Regions from separate parts of the Mus musculus genome. Here regions 2 and 3 are each linked to region 1. Evidence: chromatin loops called from intact Hi-C (ENCODE). Cell type or tissue: heart. All regions are shown on one strand. Links, peaks and the distances in the headings refer to the core of each region. The heading gives the core; the rest is flanking DNA. Region 1 holds the start of Scpep1os (serine carboxypeptidase 1, opposite strand). Region 2 holds the start of Scpep1 (serine carboxypeptidase 1). Region 3 holds the start of Coil (coilin).

Region 1 (5,322 bases), core at 1,885-4,384:
TCTTAACAGCTGAGCCATCTCTTCAGCCCAGCTTTTCATTAACATTTCTTATCTACCCCAGGCTCTATTGTTCCCAACGCTTCATTCTTGTCATTTGAGACAGTGTCTTGTAGCTCAGCCACGTAGCTGAGGCTAGCTTTGAACTCTTGATCCTCCTGCCTCCACACCAGCTTAACAGCAACCATCATTCTTTTAATCTGAGACAAGGCAGTTCCTTGGTTGCCTCCTGCTGTGTGGCAATTTGCCCCAAAAGGTCATGGCTTAAAGCAACAGAGCTTTTGTTACCTAATGGTTTTTCTAGGTCAGGAGTCCAGGTGAGGCTTAGCAAGCTGCCTCTGGCTTCTTATGATGTCATAGTCAAGCTGTCAGCTGAGCCTTAAGTCTCACCAGAAAGTTTAGTGAGAGGAGACTCTGCCTCCGGTTGGTGGCTGCTGGCTAGCTCTGCATCCTTATCTCCTGGAAGTGCAACTCTCCACAAAGTTGCCTGGAGGAGACACGGATCCCTGCAGAATAAGTAAGCAGTACAAAGACATGGGCAAAGAAGGACATTGTCTCTTCCAGTCTTGGAAATGATGTTCTATGCTGTGTTCTGAACATCCGGATTAGATACATTCTCTGTCACTGAGACCAAATACCTGACAAGAGGCAACGGAAAGGAAGGATTTATTTTGGTTCATCTTAGCAGGGCAGGAGGAGCAGCTGGAGCTTCAGGCCCAGCTTAGATCTCACTGATGAGGAATACAGAGATTCCAGCTAGGAGTGGACCTGGCTTGTTACCTTTACCATAAGGCCACTCCTGTGGTCTCTTGATCAAGACTACTTTTTCCTTTTTATTTCTTTTTTTTTTTTTAAGATTTATTTATTTATTTTATGTATGTGAGTGCACTGTAGCTATACAGGTGGTTGTGAGCTTTCATGTGGTTATTGGGAATTTGAATTTTAGGACCTCTGCTTGCTCCGGTCAACTCCGCTCCCTGTAGCTGACTTCAGACACACCAGAAGAGGGCGTCAGATCTCATTATGGGTGGTTGTGAGCCACCATGTGGTTTCCGGGATTTGAACTCAGGACCTTCGGAAGAGCAGTCAGTGCTCTTACCCGCTGAGCCATCTCGCCAGTCCAAGACTACTTTTTCAAAAGGTACCATAACCTCGCAGAATCTGCTCAAACCTCATGTCTTACCCCCTGTTCTCCATTCTTTCCAGAATCAGGAGCTAGCTGCCTGGGCATGAATGAACATAGCCATTCCAGAACCCAGAGTAGGAGGAAGGACAGATAATTAAGAATTGAGAGGCCTTAGGGCATGGGTGGCTCATGCCTTTGCTCCCAGCACCCAGGAGGCAGAGGCAGGAGAAAAAAAAAAATAACAAGGGCCTTTAAAATGGCTCAGTGGAAAAAGCAATTGCCACATAGACCTGAGGATCTGAATTTGATCCTAGGAATCTACGTGGTGGAAGAGGAGAACCAATTATTGCAAGTTGTCCTCTGATCTACATGTGCAGGCTATATGACACATGCACACACAGGTATCACCCCTACACTGATGGTAAATTAAATTAAAAAATAAAAACATTAATCCCAGTACTCGGGAGGCAGAGGCAAGCGGATTTCTGAGTTCGAGGCCAGCCTGGTCTACAAAGTGAGTTCCAGAACAGCCAGGGCTATACAGAGAAACCCTGTCTCAAAAAACCAAAATAAATAAATAAATAAATAAATAAATACAGAAAGAAAGAGAACCTGAGTTTTGGGGCCAAGTGGCCTATTCATGTCTCACCGTAGGCCTGTTTATTAAGGGCTCCTCCTCAGCTCAGCTTCAAGCCTACACACACAGTAGCCCCCAGAGAACTATAGCTGTCTTCTCCTTGAGATGGCCACCCCACTGGAGTGTTATACTTCCTCTTGCTTCCTACCCCACATCACCAGGAGGCAGAAGCCAGCACTGAGGCTCTGTTTTCTAGGAGGAATGCCCTCATCGACACCACAGCAGTGGGAAACTAGAAAAACTGGGTCGAGGTGTCCACAGCAGATTTAGGAAAGGGCCAGGAAACAGCGGCTTCAAGCCAGGAAGGATGCTGCATGCCTGGGTCCTCAGGAGTTCAAGGTCATCACTGGCTTCATAGTTGTAGACAGGATCTCTCTCTTTTTTTTTTTTTTTTGGTTTTTTTCGAGACAGGATCTCTTATGTGTGCTGTGTAGAAGCATCGGCAGTCAATGAAAAGCTAATGGTGCCTATTAGCTGAAGCAGGAAATAGAAGGTGGGACATCCGGCAGAGAGAGAGAGAGAGGGAGAGAGAGAGAGAGAAAGAGAGAGAAAGAGAGAGCGCTCAGTGGTAGAACATTTACCAGTATACACTAGACCCTGAGTTTGATCCTCAACATAATAAACAAACAAATAAGAAAGCACTTTAAAAATATTTTATTTGTTATTATAATTCAAACACTTCAATATCATGTTTGTGCTTCTTTTCAACCCACTCCCTCCATTAAAAATATTTTTTAAAAACTTACCGGGGCTGGTGAGATGGCTCAGTGGGTAAGAGCAAAGGTCCGAAGTTCAAATCCCAGCAACCTCATGGTGGCTCGCAACCACCCGTAATGAGATCTAATGCCCTCTTCTGGTGCTGTCTGAAGACAGCTACAGCGTACTTACATATAATAAATAAATAAATAAATAAATAAATAAATAAATAAATAAATAAATTACCTACATGTGTATGTTTGTGTTTGGGTGTGTGCATGCGAATGAAAGTGTTTACGGAGGCAAGACGAGGGCATCGGATTCTCTAGAGCTGGAGGAGCAACTGGAGATGTAAGCTACCCAGTGTGTTAGAACTCAGGTCCCCTAGAAGAACAGTGTTTGCTCTTAACTACTGAGCCACCTCTCCAGCTCCTATCTCTGTTTGCTTGGCACTCCCTGCGTGTTCATATATATGTGTGTGGGTGTTCATGTGGTTGTACTGTAGGTACACACATAATGACGCTAAGAAAATGACATCAGGTGTTATTCCTCAGGATCACCTGTCACCTTGGTTTTTCTGGTTTTAGCTATTTATATGGACTCTCTTCCTCCTTCCCTCCCTCCCTCCCTCCCCCTCTCCCACCCTCTCTCTCTCCATGTATGGGTGTACATACATGTATGTGTGTACCTGTGGGTGCCAGAAGAGGGCAGCAGATCCCCTTAAGCCTAAGGCACATACAAGCCAGTGGAAACTGAATGAACTCTGGTTCCATGAAAGACTCTTAACTTTAAGTGCTCTTAACTTTGGAGCAATCTCTCTGTCCCAAACCTAGTTTTCTGATACAGGGTTTCACATTGGTCCAGAGTGCACTAAGTAGGGTAGGTTGGCTGGCCAGCAAGTCCCAGGGAGCTGTCTGCCATTACCTCTCCTGCATTGAGACTGTAACACGTGCAGTCAGGTCTGGCTTTTTTAAAAATGGTTCTGGGATTGGACTCAGGTCTTCATGCTTGAATGGCCAGCATTTTACTGACTAAGCTGTCCCACCAGCTCTCTCTTAGCTCCACTTCAGTGCAAGGAAGTGGCTCAGACCTGACTTTTGTTTCTTTCTTTTCCTCCCCCACACAGAACACCTCTGGGAACTGTAGCTTGTTAGCTGCTATACTTCCTCATCCTGTACCCTGGTTTTTCCATGAAGCCCCAGTGTGGGATTTTGGGTTGGTTTGGGTGTCCTTCAGACACACTGTTGTGAAAAGGACATCAGATCTCATTACGGATGGTTGTGAGCCACCATGTTGTTGCTGGGAATTGAACTCAGGACCTCTGGAAGAGCAGTCAGTGCTCTTAACTGCTGAGCCATCTCTCCAGCCCTTTGGTTTTTCAAGACAATTTTTCTCCATGTATCCCTGGCTGGCCTGGAACTCCCTCTGTAGACCTGAAACTCACAGAGATCCCCCTGCCTCTGCCTCCCACGTGCTGGAATTAAAGGCATGTACCACCCACCACCCTGCCCGGGTGGGATTTTTTAGTCCATGCATTTTCTCCACAGAAGTGTGGGTCTCTTGCTCCAGTACTCTTCCTCAAGACCTCTGTGGCCATGGGGTTAGCACAGCCCAGTGCTGCTCAGGGGCAAACAGTGGTTCAGTGCCTTTGTCTGGACTGGCCTTTCCCCCCCTTTCCTCCTCTCCAGAGGTTACTAGTTTCAAAGGTCTCATCCCAGAGCCCTGTTTGCCCATCTGTGGTTTTCTCCCCTTCAGGAGCAAGAAGGATTTGTCCCCAAAGGCTGCAGAAGGCAGCAGCACCAATTCCAGGAGAGCAATTACCTTGAAGAGCCTTCGCCGGCAAACATTCTTTCTCTCCCAAGTTGGAAAATCCTCACCTTGTGCCAAGTCGTCCAGAGGGCACTTGAGTCTTAGCCAGCTGAACCGCTCCAACCCTTAAAGGGAAAGTGAGCCAGGAAAAAAGGCAGCTCCCAGGGGCTACGGCAACAGGCAGGTGGTGTTTAAAGAAAGAACGCAAGGTGACAAATTAACCTGGTAGAACAAAATGGGATGTCATGCTGCAGGGGCTTTAGACAGAGCTATTAAACCGAAGTGACATTCGTGACTTTTCTGCCCCCAAAGAGTATAGACGTTGGGGTTGGGGATTTAGCTCAGTGGTAGAGCGCTTGCCTAGCAAGCACAAGGCCCTGGGTTCGGTCCTCAGCTCTGGAAAAAAAAAAAAAAGAGTATGGACGTCATCGCCCTATTAGAGACGATTGCTCTAGAAGGGAACTCTCCAACCTGAAAAGGAATTAGAACTTCAGGCGTTTCCTTAGCCTACACACAGGTGAATGTAGCCAAAGCTTCTTATACAGTGGTGGAATGCTGGCACTGCTGGGCATGCGTCCTCCCAGTCATGCTGGCTCTGGGAAGAGCTGTGCAATCCCCCTCCACCCGCTATGGTTGTATGTGCTTGTATATGTGGGTGCACCTGCACTTGTATTTGTATGGAGTGGGGGTTATGCACCTGCACTTGTGTGCATGTGGAGACCTCAGCTTAACATTGGGTATCTTTGTTGATTGCGTCCTGCCTTATTTAAATTTTTTTTTGAGAGGTGTGTGTGTGTGTGTGTGCGCGTGCGTGCGTGCGTGTGTGTGTGTGTGCGTGTGTGCGTGTGTGTGTGTGTGTGTGTGTGTGTGTGTGCCACAGCATGCAGGTGAAGGGCAGCGGACACTCTGTTTCCACCGTGCAGGTTCTGGGGATTGAACTTGGGTCATCCGTCTCGGTGGTAGATGCCTTTACTGACCACTGAGCTGCGTCGCTGACTCTTTACCTACCTCAGTGTGAGCAGGATCTCTCAAGGAACCCAGAGCTCACAGATTCAGC
Region 2 (5,322 bases), core at 1,679-4,178, 47 kb after region 1:
GGGGCAGCTCTGAAAAGTTCTTGCAAGGGTTGGTGGCATAATAGAGCCACCAGAACATGTGGGCATCCTTTCGGACAGTCACATAATCCCATACTTCCTTGCCTTCGGGTTCCCGCCAGTCGATGGCAGATCCTGAAACGGAAGGTCAGTGTTACTCCCTGAGGCATTCCAAGGTGGGAAAGATGAGGTGGAGAACTCATGGGGGACAACACGTGGGGAGGTTGGAGATGGCCACTCAGGCCATTCAGACAGTGCTTGATGCTTTAGGTAATCCATCTACCTCAGTATATTGTGCTCATAAGGAAAAGAAAGATATACACACAAAGAGAAGTCAGTAGGGCGTGTTTGTGCACCTCTCTAATCCCAGAACTTAAGAAGCAGAGGCAAATGGATATCTGTGAGTTCAGTGGGGCCAGTTCGGTCTATGAAGTGAGTTATAGGTCTGCCAGGGCTATATAGAGAGACCCTATATCAAAACCACACAACTAGGGGCTGGTGAGATGGCTCAGCAGGTAAGACTGCTCTTCCAAAGGTCCTGAGTTCAAATCCCAACCACATGGTGGCTCACAACCATCCATAACGAGATCTGACTACCTCTTCTGGTGTGTCTGAAGACAGCTACAGTGTACTTACATATAAAAAATAAATAAATAAAACCACACAACTAACACACACACACATCACAACACAACACAACACAACACAGTAAGACCAGCAGTAAAAGAAAATGGCTGAGAGCAAAGCTCAGGTGTGGAATCTGGCCTGACTTGTGCCAAGCCCTGGGTTCAAGTCCCAGCCAAAGTGTGTGGATGGCATGGGGAGTGGGGTGGGTGAGCGTGGGACTAGGGAGTGAGGATCAGGAGTCCACGTCCAGCCTCAGCACACAGTGAGTTTCAGGCCAGCTGGGGGGACAAGAAACCCTATCTTAAAAAAAAAATACTTATGGAAAAAAAAAATAGAAGGAGAAAGAAGATTAAGAAAACCAAAGAGTGAAACTGAGAAAACAGGTCAGACAATAGAGTGTTCACCTCGGAGGCATACAGGCCATAGCTCCATCTCTAGCTGTGTTTGTGCTCAATATCCCAGGGCTGGAGGCAGGGGAATTCTGGGGCTTTCTGGTCAGCCAGTCTGGCCTACTTGGTGTTGCAGACCAGAGAAAATTATTGTCTTTCAAAAAAGAAGGTAGATAATTCCTGAGGGTCAACACATGGGGTTCTCTTCTGACCTCCATATCTATACACACACACACACACATGCACACATGTACGCAATGTCAGGGTGGGGATGCATCTAAGGAAAAACAGGCTGAAAAATTACGGGTGTGGCTGTATCTATAAAATAACATGAAATTAGAGTTCCCTTGGAAATGACTGATAAGGCTCAAGTCCCTCATAATGTAAACCCTGGTGTTTTTCTCCCTTCCCTGGTACAAACTCCTGTTAAAACATAAGGGGTGGGGCTGAAGAGGTGGCTCAGTGGTTAAGCGCACTGACTGCTCTTCCAGAGGTCCTGAGTTCAAGTCCCAAGTGCTGAAAGTGATGGCTCACAACCATCTGTAATGAGATCTGACACCCTCTTCTGGCGTGTCTAAAGACAGCTACAGTGTACTTACATATAATAATAAATAAATCTTTGGGATGGGGTGAACAGGGCTGGATGGAGCGAGCAGAGGTCCTGAGTTCAATTCCCAACAACCACACGATGGCTCACAACTATCTGCACAGCTACAGTGTACTCATATACATAAAATAAATAAATCTTTGAAAAAAAAAAAAAGACTGAAAATCAGGGGTGGTGAGATGACTCAGGAGATAAAAGACAGTGGCCACCAAGCCTGGCACCCTTAGTTCAGTCACAGGGAGCTACATCATAGAAAAACTGACTTCTCCGTGTTGTCCTCTGACTACACACACACACACACACCCTTTGACACTCACAAAACAAATTAAAAAAGAAAGAAAGAAAGAAAGAAATTAAATTAAAAGGCTGGAAAGATGGCTCAGCTGGTAAGATCACTTTCTCACTGTCTTGCTCTTCCAGAGGACCTGGGTTTAATTCCCAGAATTCACATGGCAGCTCACAACTTCTGTACCTTCGCTTTCCTGAGATCCAAAGCCCTCTTCTGACTTCTCAGAGCACCAGGCATACAAGTAGTACACAGACAGACATGGAGGCAAGACAAAATATATTTTTTTCCTTTAATAAAGTGAGAGTTAATCCAGACACTTGGTAGGTAAGAGTCCGAGGCCAGCCTAGTCTATGGAGAGAGTTCCAGGACAGCCAAGGCTACACAGAAAAAAACCTGTCTGGAAAAACAAACAAAAAGAAAAAAAGGAAAAAAACGAGAAGAAAAGAAAGAAAGAAAATGTGCCAATTTGCAAGTCATTCCACAAAACAAAATTCTTTTTTGCCCAAAAATAGGCCAGAGCAGTCAGCTGATATTTTGTCTCTTCTAAACCAGCAGAGGTGGCAGGCTTTGTTTCAAAGCAAGGATTTGTAGAGGTCTCTTTGGCCTCCAATCTCAGCTCAATCAAATGACCCTAAAACGTCACTAGGCAGCTAACCACAGGAGAAAGGGGAGGTGGCCTTTAGACCGTGAAGTCTCACTCATCAGCAATTTCCTGAAACCATACGTTTCTGTACAAACACTTCCATCTCCAGGAATCACCCTGCATCAGGAAGGGGCAGGAAAAGGCACTTTGAATTAAGACACAAATAAAAATTAAGAGGTTCAGAAACAATATAAATTTCTCAAGGGAAGAAGCGGGAGAAAGAAATGTGTTTTAAAAAAAAGAAAAAGAAAAACGCGAACGCATCAACAAATTCGAGAAGGAGGCACCCACCGTTGGTGCGTCTTTCTCACGAACCTACCCGCGCTGAAGCCCAGTAAGAACGATAGGAGCAGCAGCCACAGTCGCACGAGACAGATCCGCCGCGAGAGCTCCATGATGAAAACCCCGCCGCAACATCAGCAACAGGCAGGAGCCAAAGGCCATCGCGTGACGGCTTGCGCGGGGACTGGGCGGAGTCAGGGGCGGAGCCTAAGTGGGCCCTGACACTCCTAAGGATTCCGCGCTCCCTCTGCCGGTCGGACCCACCCAGGACCTCCTACAAAGGGCTCTCGAGGGAGGTGCTACAAAGGAGGCAGTTAATATGTCATCTGACCTTGGTTACTAAGTAGGGAAGAATTGAGAAAACTACAACTGGATAACCACCATCCCCTCAGCCCGGCCCGTGTTTGTCTTCTCCGACAAAAGGCTTATGTTTTATCTTTTAAGACTTGTTTTTATTATTTTATGTGCATATGTGTGTATGAATGTATATGCCACATGTGTGGGTTTATGCAGAAGGAGTGGGTTTCTCTGGAGCTAGGGTTACAGGGCTTTTTGAGTGGCCGGTGCAGATGCTGGGAACTGAATTTGAGTCCTCTGGAAAACCAACAAGTGCTCTTAAATTACTGAGCCATCTCCATAGTCTCAGGCCTAGAATTTTAAAAAATTGCATCTGAAAAGATGAAGTCAGATTAAAGCACGAACCAGCAGGTCTTTTAAGACTAGAGCTGGGCAGTGGTGGCGCACACCTTTAATTTCAGCTCTTGGGAGGCAAAGTCAGGTGGATTTCTGAGTTCCAAGCCAGCCTGGTTTACAGAGTGAGTTCAAGGACAGCCAGGGCTACACAGAGAAACCCTGTCTCAAAAAAAAAAAAAAAAAAAAAAAAAAAAAAAAACAGAAAGAAAGAAAGAAAAAGAGAGAGAGAGAGAGAGAGAGAGAGAGAGAGAGAGAGAAAGAAAGAAAGAAAGAAAGAAAGAAAAGAAGAGAGAAAGAAAGAGTCTAGATTCTATTTTCAGAAACCCATTACTTTGAAGTGGTGGCTCAGGGGTTAAGGGCATTGTTGCTCTTCCAAAGGACCCAAGTTTGGTTCCCAAGACCCACATGGTGGCGTACAGATTCAGAACTCCACATCTCATGATCCAGGGGATCTGGCACTTCCTCAAGCATACATATGATGCATATATAAGCCTGCAGGCAAAACGCTCACATAGATAAAGTGAATCGAAAATATTATTATCAAATCACATGTGTCATTAATATACTAGTAATTCATAAAAAATTACTATATAGATCCTATAACTTTTGGTTATGTATTTTAAACACAGCAAAAAAAAAGTGGACTTTTTCTCTCTTGATAGCATGGTCAACATCACTGTGTGTGATATACTATCTTCAAAGCAGTTATTTAAAAGAAGGTATCAAGGGCTTGTGGAGAGGAATTTGAAGAAAACATGGACTGCAGAGGTGTGTGTGTATGATATGTCTGTCTGAAGATAAATTTTTATTTTACGGAATATTTTAGGGGTACTGAGTCACCTCACAGAGCCAAGCAACAGCAAGAGCTACCTGGAAGTGACTTTTGTCTCTGCAAACTTTGTTTTAAGATAACAAACTCACAAAAGAAAGCAAGAACAAAGAATGTGTCCCTGACTCAGGTTTTTATCCTCCCCCATGCCTCCTATGCATCAGCAGAAATGTTTTTCTTTGCAACCTGTAGATTTTATAGCTTCTAGAAAGTGTAGTGCGTATCCTGTGTCCTACGTTGCCACTGAGGGCAGGGCTGCAGAGAAGTGGGAGTCTGCTGTCTACTTTTCTCCTGCTCCAACATGAGTGGGGCCAAATGCCTGAAAAATCTAGCCTTTTTTTTGGTTTTGTTTTTGTTTTTTGTTTTTTGTTTTTTTTTTCAAGACTGGGTTTCTCTATATAGCCCTGGCTGTCCTGGAACTCACTCTGTAGACCAGGCTGGCCTCGAACTCAGAAATCCGCCTGCCTCTGCCTGCCGAGTGCTGGGATTAAAGGCATGCGCCACCACGCCCAGCTTTCCATGTTCTTTATGATCAGAGCCAAACACACTTAACCACCAGAGGCTGTACTATGTGCCTTGTTCTCAGAAGCCTGCAGCTAAAGAATTTCCATGAGGTTTTTCTCTAACCTGGGCTGCAGAGCAAGACCTCCATCTCAAGAGAAAGAATGAATACATGAATAGATAAAAATAAAGTATTGTAGTTTGATATTAGTGGTAGACTATGAGCCACAGAGTGTTTTGCAGCAAAAAAGTTCAAATTTTCTATGTTTGGATTTTTTCATAATAAAATATAGAAAAGATTAGCTTTTTTGTTTGTTTGTTTATTTGGGGTTCTTTTTGTTTTTTTTGTTTTTTGTTTTTTGTTTTTTTTTTTTTTGGTTGGTTGGTTGGTTGGTTGTTTTTTTGAGACAGGGTTTCTCTGTATAGCCCTGGCTGTCCTGGAACTCACTTTGTAGACCAGGCTGG
Region 3 (5,322 bases), core at 1,175-3,674, 65 kb after region 1:
AGGAGAATAAGAAAAATACTTGGACACAGACTTCAGAAATTTAAAAAACCCTTAGAAAGACCTAGGAAAACCAGTGAGACACAGATTGAGGAATTTAGGAAAGAACTTGCCACTCTGCCAGTCACATGATGAAACTGAAAGGGGCTGGCTCAAGCTTATTAGAAAACCAACCTCAGCCTGGCATGGTGGCGCACGCCTTTAATTCCAGCACTCTCGAGGCAGAGGCAGGAGGATTTCTGAGTTCGAGGCCAGCCTGGTCTACAAAGTGAGTTCCAGGACAGCCAGGGCTACACAGAGAAACCCTGTCTTGAAAAAACAAAACAAAACAACAACAAACAACAACAACAACAACAAAGATTTAGAAAGGCAGCTTGAATTTGATGATCACATTTTGATGCTATGTCATTTAGCAGCTTTTTAATGCTTGAGATGAGGTTGAAGAACCAAGAAAGGTGTGAGTCTTTTCCTTAAAATACACAAGGCCCCAAAGCAGCCTTCCCTGATTTTTGCAAAGATTGACTTCAGTTGTAAAGAGAAGTCAGAAAAATATTAATTGAATCCTTGGCTTTTGAAAACGCTAGTTCAGAATGCAAAAGGATGATTAGGCACCATCAGCACCAATAGAATAGATTAGAGATATTGGATCTCACATTTATGATGCTAATCTGATAGTAAATTCTAAAAGTCTTAAGAAAAAAAATCAAACTGTCAGATGTCTTAACTGTGGTAAGCAAGGGCATTTGGAAAGGGATTATAGGGTAGGTGTTCCTAGAATCTGTTTTGTTTATTCCTAGAAATAATCCAGAAGGCCTCAGCCCTCTGCAATATGCATAAGGTGGGGCAAAGACCAGCATTAGACTAATGAATTCAGATTAACAACACCCTAAGAGGCCTCCTGCAGGTGCAGATATCCAATTGAAACCAGCCTTTCCTGTCAGGGTCAGAGAAACTCAGCCCCAGAGCAATGAAAAGACTTAAAGTCTGTTGTTGACACTTCTCAGGTCCAGTGAGGTGCATGGAGTCACAAGCAGACACAGGGTTGTTTGTGTTTCTTGTGATCCGACACAAGAAGACCACCATCTTCACTGATGCCAAGGAGTCAAGCACGGTGTGGGAGCTCAAGCGCATCATTGAGGGCATCATGAAGAGGCCTCCTGAGGAGCAGCTGCTGTTCAAGGACAACCAGCTCCTTGATGAGATGAAAACTCTGAGGGAATGTGGCTTCACTTTTCAGGTAGCAAGGCCAGAGACCCCAGCCACAGTGGGCCTGGCCTTCAGAACAGGAGATGTCTTTGAAGGCCTGGAGATCCACCCCTAATCTTTTCCTCCACCTCTTCCAGACGTGAGGAAGGATTCTGGAAACAGTGCTAAGGAACAAGATGTGCAGTGAGGGCCCCACAGCCAATTCCTAGAGACCTAGAGACCCATTCTCTAGTTGAAAATAAATAAATAAATTGGCTGTCTTTTAAAATAAATATTAAATAACCCTAAAAGCACAAATACTGCTCTCGCGTCATACTGTATTCTACCTCTCGACTGGAGGTGGCCAGCAGCCAGCAGCCAGCAGCAGCCATCCCTGAGGAGAAAGGAACAAAGCTAGAACAGGGCGTCCGTAGGGGATGATTCCCTCTGGGATGATAGGGCCTGCTACAGGCAGGACTGGTCGGGAACAGCAGGCTCTGGAGTGAATGGTGTGGTTCCTGAGTGTCTTCTCTGGGTACCTAGGCACCACCTGGAGTGTCTGAAGACAACTACAGTGTAACTTATATATAATAAATAAATCTTTTAAAGAAAATCTTCCTATTTATTTAGCTTTCTGACTCTCTGGACCGTCAACACTTTCAGAATACTGTTCTGCCTCAAGATGAGGAAAGCACTTGATCTGGTCAGGGACAGAGGACACACTGAACTCCCTGAGGCCCCCAAGGACGTGTGTGTGTGAGTTTTAAACAGTCTTATGAGAACTTTAAGTCTCGCATCACGAGAATGTCTCATTTTCTGCTTGGACACGCACCACAATTTGGTGCTTTCCTGACCTTTTTGGTAGAAAAGTAAAAACCTATTACAGGGGTTCGAGTCAGGCTTGCTGCTTATTAATTTTATAGATTTTTGGTTTGTTTCTGTTTAATTACACGAACCGATATCGTAGCAGCTATCCTGACAGTCAACTTGCATGTATGTTCAGCCCTGAGAAAGAATGGGGAGCTCGCGAGGGGAGCCTTACAGACCTACTTGCGCCCCCAGGCGGCGCACGCTAGCTGCTGCTGGGGGCGGGCCGCCGGACCACGCCGCTGCGAAAGCCCTTGGAACCTCTCGGCTTCCGTCGAGCATGAGCAAGATGGCAGCCTCCGAGACGGTTAGGCTACGGCTTCAATTTGACTACCCGCCGCCGGCCACTCCACACTGCACGGTCTTCTGGCTTCTGGTGGACCTGAACAGATGTCGAGTTGTCACGGATCTCATCAGTCTCATCCGCCAGCGCTTCGGCTTCAGTTCCGGGGCGCTCCTGGGCCTCTATCTGGAAGGGGGGCTGCTGCCCCCTGCCGAGAGCGCGCGCCTGGTGAGAGACAACGACAGCCTCAGGTGCGCGGGAGCGCGCGGGGGTGGGGGTGGGGGCGCGCGGCTCGGGGTGCGGGTGCGGGTGGGGGGCGCTTGCTGGACCGCAGGATGCAGGATCCGGGTAGCGAGCTAGCCAGCTGCGGAAAGGCAGGTTCGCGAGATCCTGAGTGGTCCAGCCCAGGATGGAGCATCCTTCCCCGGGTTCCCCGGGACGCTTCTCATTTCAGGGGGACTAAACTTGGAGCAGCTCCGGTGCTCAAGAGCAGGGCCAGTACTCACTCTGCCAGGCTCTGTGTGCAGTGTGCATGGCGCAAATATGCCACAGACCCGCCTTCTCTGGGCTGCACTTGCAGGCAGGAAGCAGAGATGTTTTCTGAGTAATGTATGGAATGGCCCACCTTAGCGCCTTGGCAGTGTCCACTTCTGGTGGATTTCTGTGTCTCATTCAGGTGTCATTGGGTCCCATCCAATTGGTATCGGAATGCGTTTCACGTGTCACACAGAAGGCTGTGTGTTTCAGTAGCTTGACTGCTTGCATCTCAAAGCCCTAGATTTGATTCCCAGCTGGCTAACCAGGAATCCCTGCACTGAGGAGGTGAAGACAGACAGGAGGATCAGGAGTTCAAAGTATCCTTGGCTACATAGGTCAGCCTGGCATATGTGAGAGCTGTTTAAAAAAGAAAAAAGGTAAAATCAGGCTGGGCGTGGTGGCGCTCGCCTTTACTCTCAGTAGTCGGGAGGCAGAGGCAGGTGGATTTCTGAGTTTGAGGTCAGCCTAGTCTGCAGAGTGAGTTCCAGGACAGCCAGGGCTACACAGAGAAACCCTGTCTTGGAAAACAAAAGAAACAAATGTGAGACAGAGAGAGAGAGAGAGAGAGAGAGAGAGAGAGGCCCGAGTGGAGGTGGCGTACACCTTGTATCCTAACTCTCAGAAGGCAGAGGCAGGCAGATCTCTGAATTTGAAGCCACCCTCGTGAGGGCTGGGTAGAGAAACCTGTCTCAAAACAACAAGAAGGAGAATTTAATCGTTGTCACTGAAGTGAGTATCCAGGAGCGACTACAGTGTGACTAGTTGGCAGGTGGCTTAGTTGTCTCAGATGGCGGGCTGATGCGATTGGTCATACCAGTTGGCATACATACTGATATAGTCTATGGTCCCACCACTTCCAACCACACCTCTAAGCTTCCGCTGCGGTGAGTTAAATTTGGAATTATAGGCCTGGCGTGGTGGTGCACGCCTTTAATCCCAGCACTTGGGAGGCAGAGGCAGGTGGATTTCTGAGTTCGAGGCCAGCCTGGTCTACAAAGTGAGTTCCAGGACAGCCAGGGCTATACAGAGAAACCATGTCTCGAAAAACCAAAAAAAAAAAAAAAAAAAAAACCCAAAAAAATGGAATTATAAAGCAGGCTATTTCTTGCTTGCCTTTGTTTAGTGTTGCTTTCTGTCGAGAGTGCCACATTTGCAAAATTTCTTCAGAACATCAGGGAAATTAATTAGAAACACTGACCATATCTTTGCATCAGGAATACTTAAGTCAGGAATACTATGATTTGTTAATCATTCTGCTTCAGGTGGCAACTTGAAATAGTCCAAATTTCAAACCTCTCCTCCTCTCTTCTCTCCTCTCTTCCCCTCCCCTTCTCTCCCTTCCCTTCCCCTCTTCTTCCACCTTCTCCAACTCCTCCCCTTTCTCTCGCTCCCTTTCTTTTTTGAGGCAAGTTCTCTTAGTGTAGACGAGGAGGCTGGCCTTGAGCTTTGGAGGTCTGCCTGCTGCTGACTCCAGGCAGCCAAGCCTCTTTTCCCCTCTTACTGACAGAAGTAAGCTCATTCCCCAGTGCCCTTTAAAGGCTATTTAAACAAGAGAGAGGGCTGTGTCCCCCACCTGTTAAATTCACTCCCTGAAAGGTACCCTGCCTAATGACTTAATAGCTTGCTGCTGGCTACAGTTACTACTTAAATTAATGAATCACCCATGAATTACACTCTTGTAATGATGTAAAAAACAACGGTGAAACAACGGTTACAAGCAGTAATTGCAGCAGATGACAGGGAGGTTTCTCCTAAATGCCTCAACTGGACAATTGGGCCTGGAAAGACATTACCTCTGTGGGCCTGAGAATGTCACTCAGTAAGTGAATGAGTGCCTTCCTGGCTAGGATGCCTGAGGCCCTGGGCTCAGTCCAGGGAGATAGAGAGCTGGGTTGCAGCTAGCCCTGGTGGTAAATGGTGTAGACCATAGGAAAAAACTACCTGTGAGGGATGGTGAGACGGCTCAGTGGTTAAGAACACTGACTGCTCTTTTTGAGGACCCCTGTTCAGGGTTCAGGTCCCTCCTGATAGATAGCTCATTATAGTCCCAGGGGGAATCTGATGCCCTCTTCTGGCCATCATGGGTACTGAGCACACATAGCACACACACGCAGTCAAAACAGCCTTACAAAGAAAAAATATATAAAATCTGAAAAAATATTTTAGAAAAATAGCAACTAAGTATTTATGGGTTTTTTTAACTTATGTTTGTTTTTTCCTCCTTATAATTGTCTTCCCCTGACAGATTTATTGTATGCATATATGTCTACAACTTAAATGTATGTGTGCTCATAGCATTGGGTGTGCAGGCATGTGTGTAAACGTATGTGTGGAGGCCAGAGCTTGGTGCCTAGTGTCTTTCTCAATACCCTTAGTTTCCTGAGACCGGTCTCTCACTGAGCCTGGAACTAAGTTAGGCTGGCCTGGCTAGTGAGCTCCAGGTGTCTGTCTAT

What was found. Peaks named below come from ENCODE experiments on the same cell type or tissue, not always from the same donor. Only the 100,000 strongest peaks of a DNase experiment are listed, where the experiment ranks them.
Region 2: it touches region 1 in a loop (2.6-fold over the local background); 16 of 42 quality-filtered maps call a loop at or near these places.
Region 3: it touches region 1 in a loop (2.3-fold over the local background); 8 of 42 quality-filtered maps call a loop at or near these places.

The regions. Positions count from the first base shown.
Region 1 is chr11:88,905,531-88,910,852 of GRCm38, forward strand. It overlaps Scpep1os (serine carboxypeptidase 1, opposite strand), which reads left to right and starts at 398. Exons shown (of 5, transcript NR_045955.1): 1 at 398-514; 2 at 944-1,138. In heart, for the core only: a CTCF peak has its summit at 3,165 (motif pointing right); DNase peaks (open chromatin) are centred at 3,191, 4,021 and 4,331.
Region 2 is chr11:88,952,423-88,957,744 of GRCm38, forward strand. It overlaps Scpep1 (serine carboxypeptidase 1), which reads right to left and starts at 3,020. Exons shown (of 13, transcript NM_029023.3): 1 at 2,872-3,020; 2 at 1-132. The coding sequence starts at 2,947. In heart, for the core only: a CTCF peak has its summit at 3,085 (motif pointing left); a DNase peak (open chromatin) is centred at 3,029; H3K4me3 peaks cover 1,416 bases; H3K27ac peaks cover 1,529 bases.
Region 3 is chr11:88,971,620-88,976,941 of GRCm38, forward strand. Coil (coilin) reads left to right here and starts at 2,316. Exons shown (of 7, transcript NM_016706.2): 1 at 2,316-2,583. The coding sequence starts at 2,330. It also overlaps the pseudogene 2210409E12Rik. In heart, for the core only: CTCF peaks have their summits at 2,237 and 2,444; a DNase peak (open chromatin) is centred at 2,312; H3K4me3 peaks cover 1,382 bases; H3K27ac peaks cover 1,053 bases.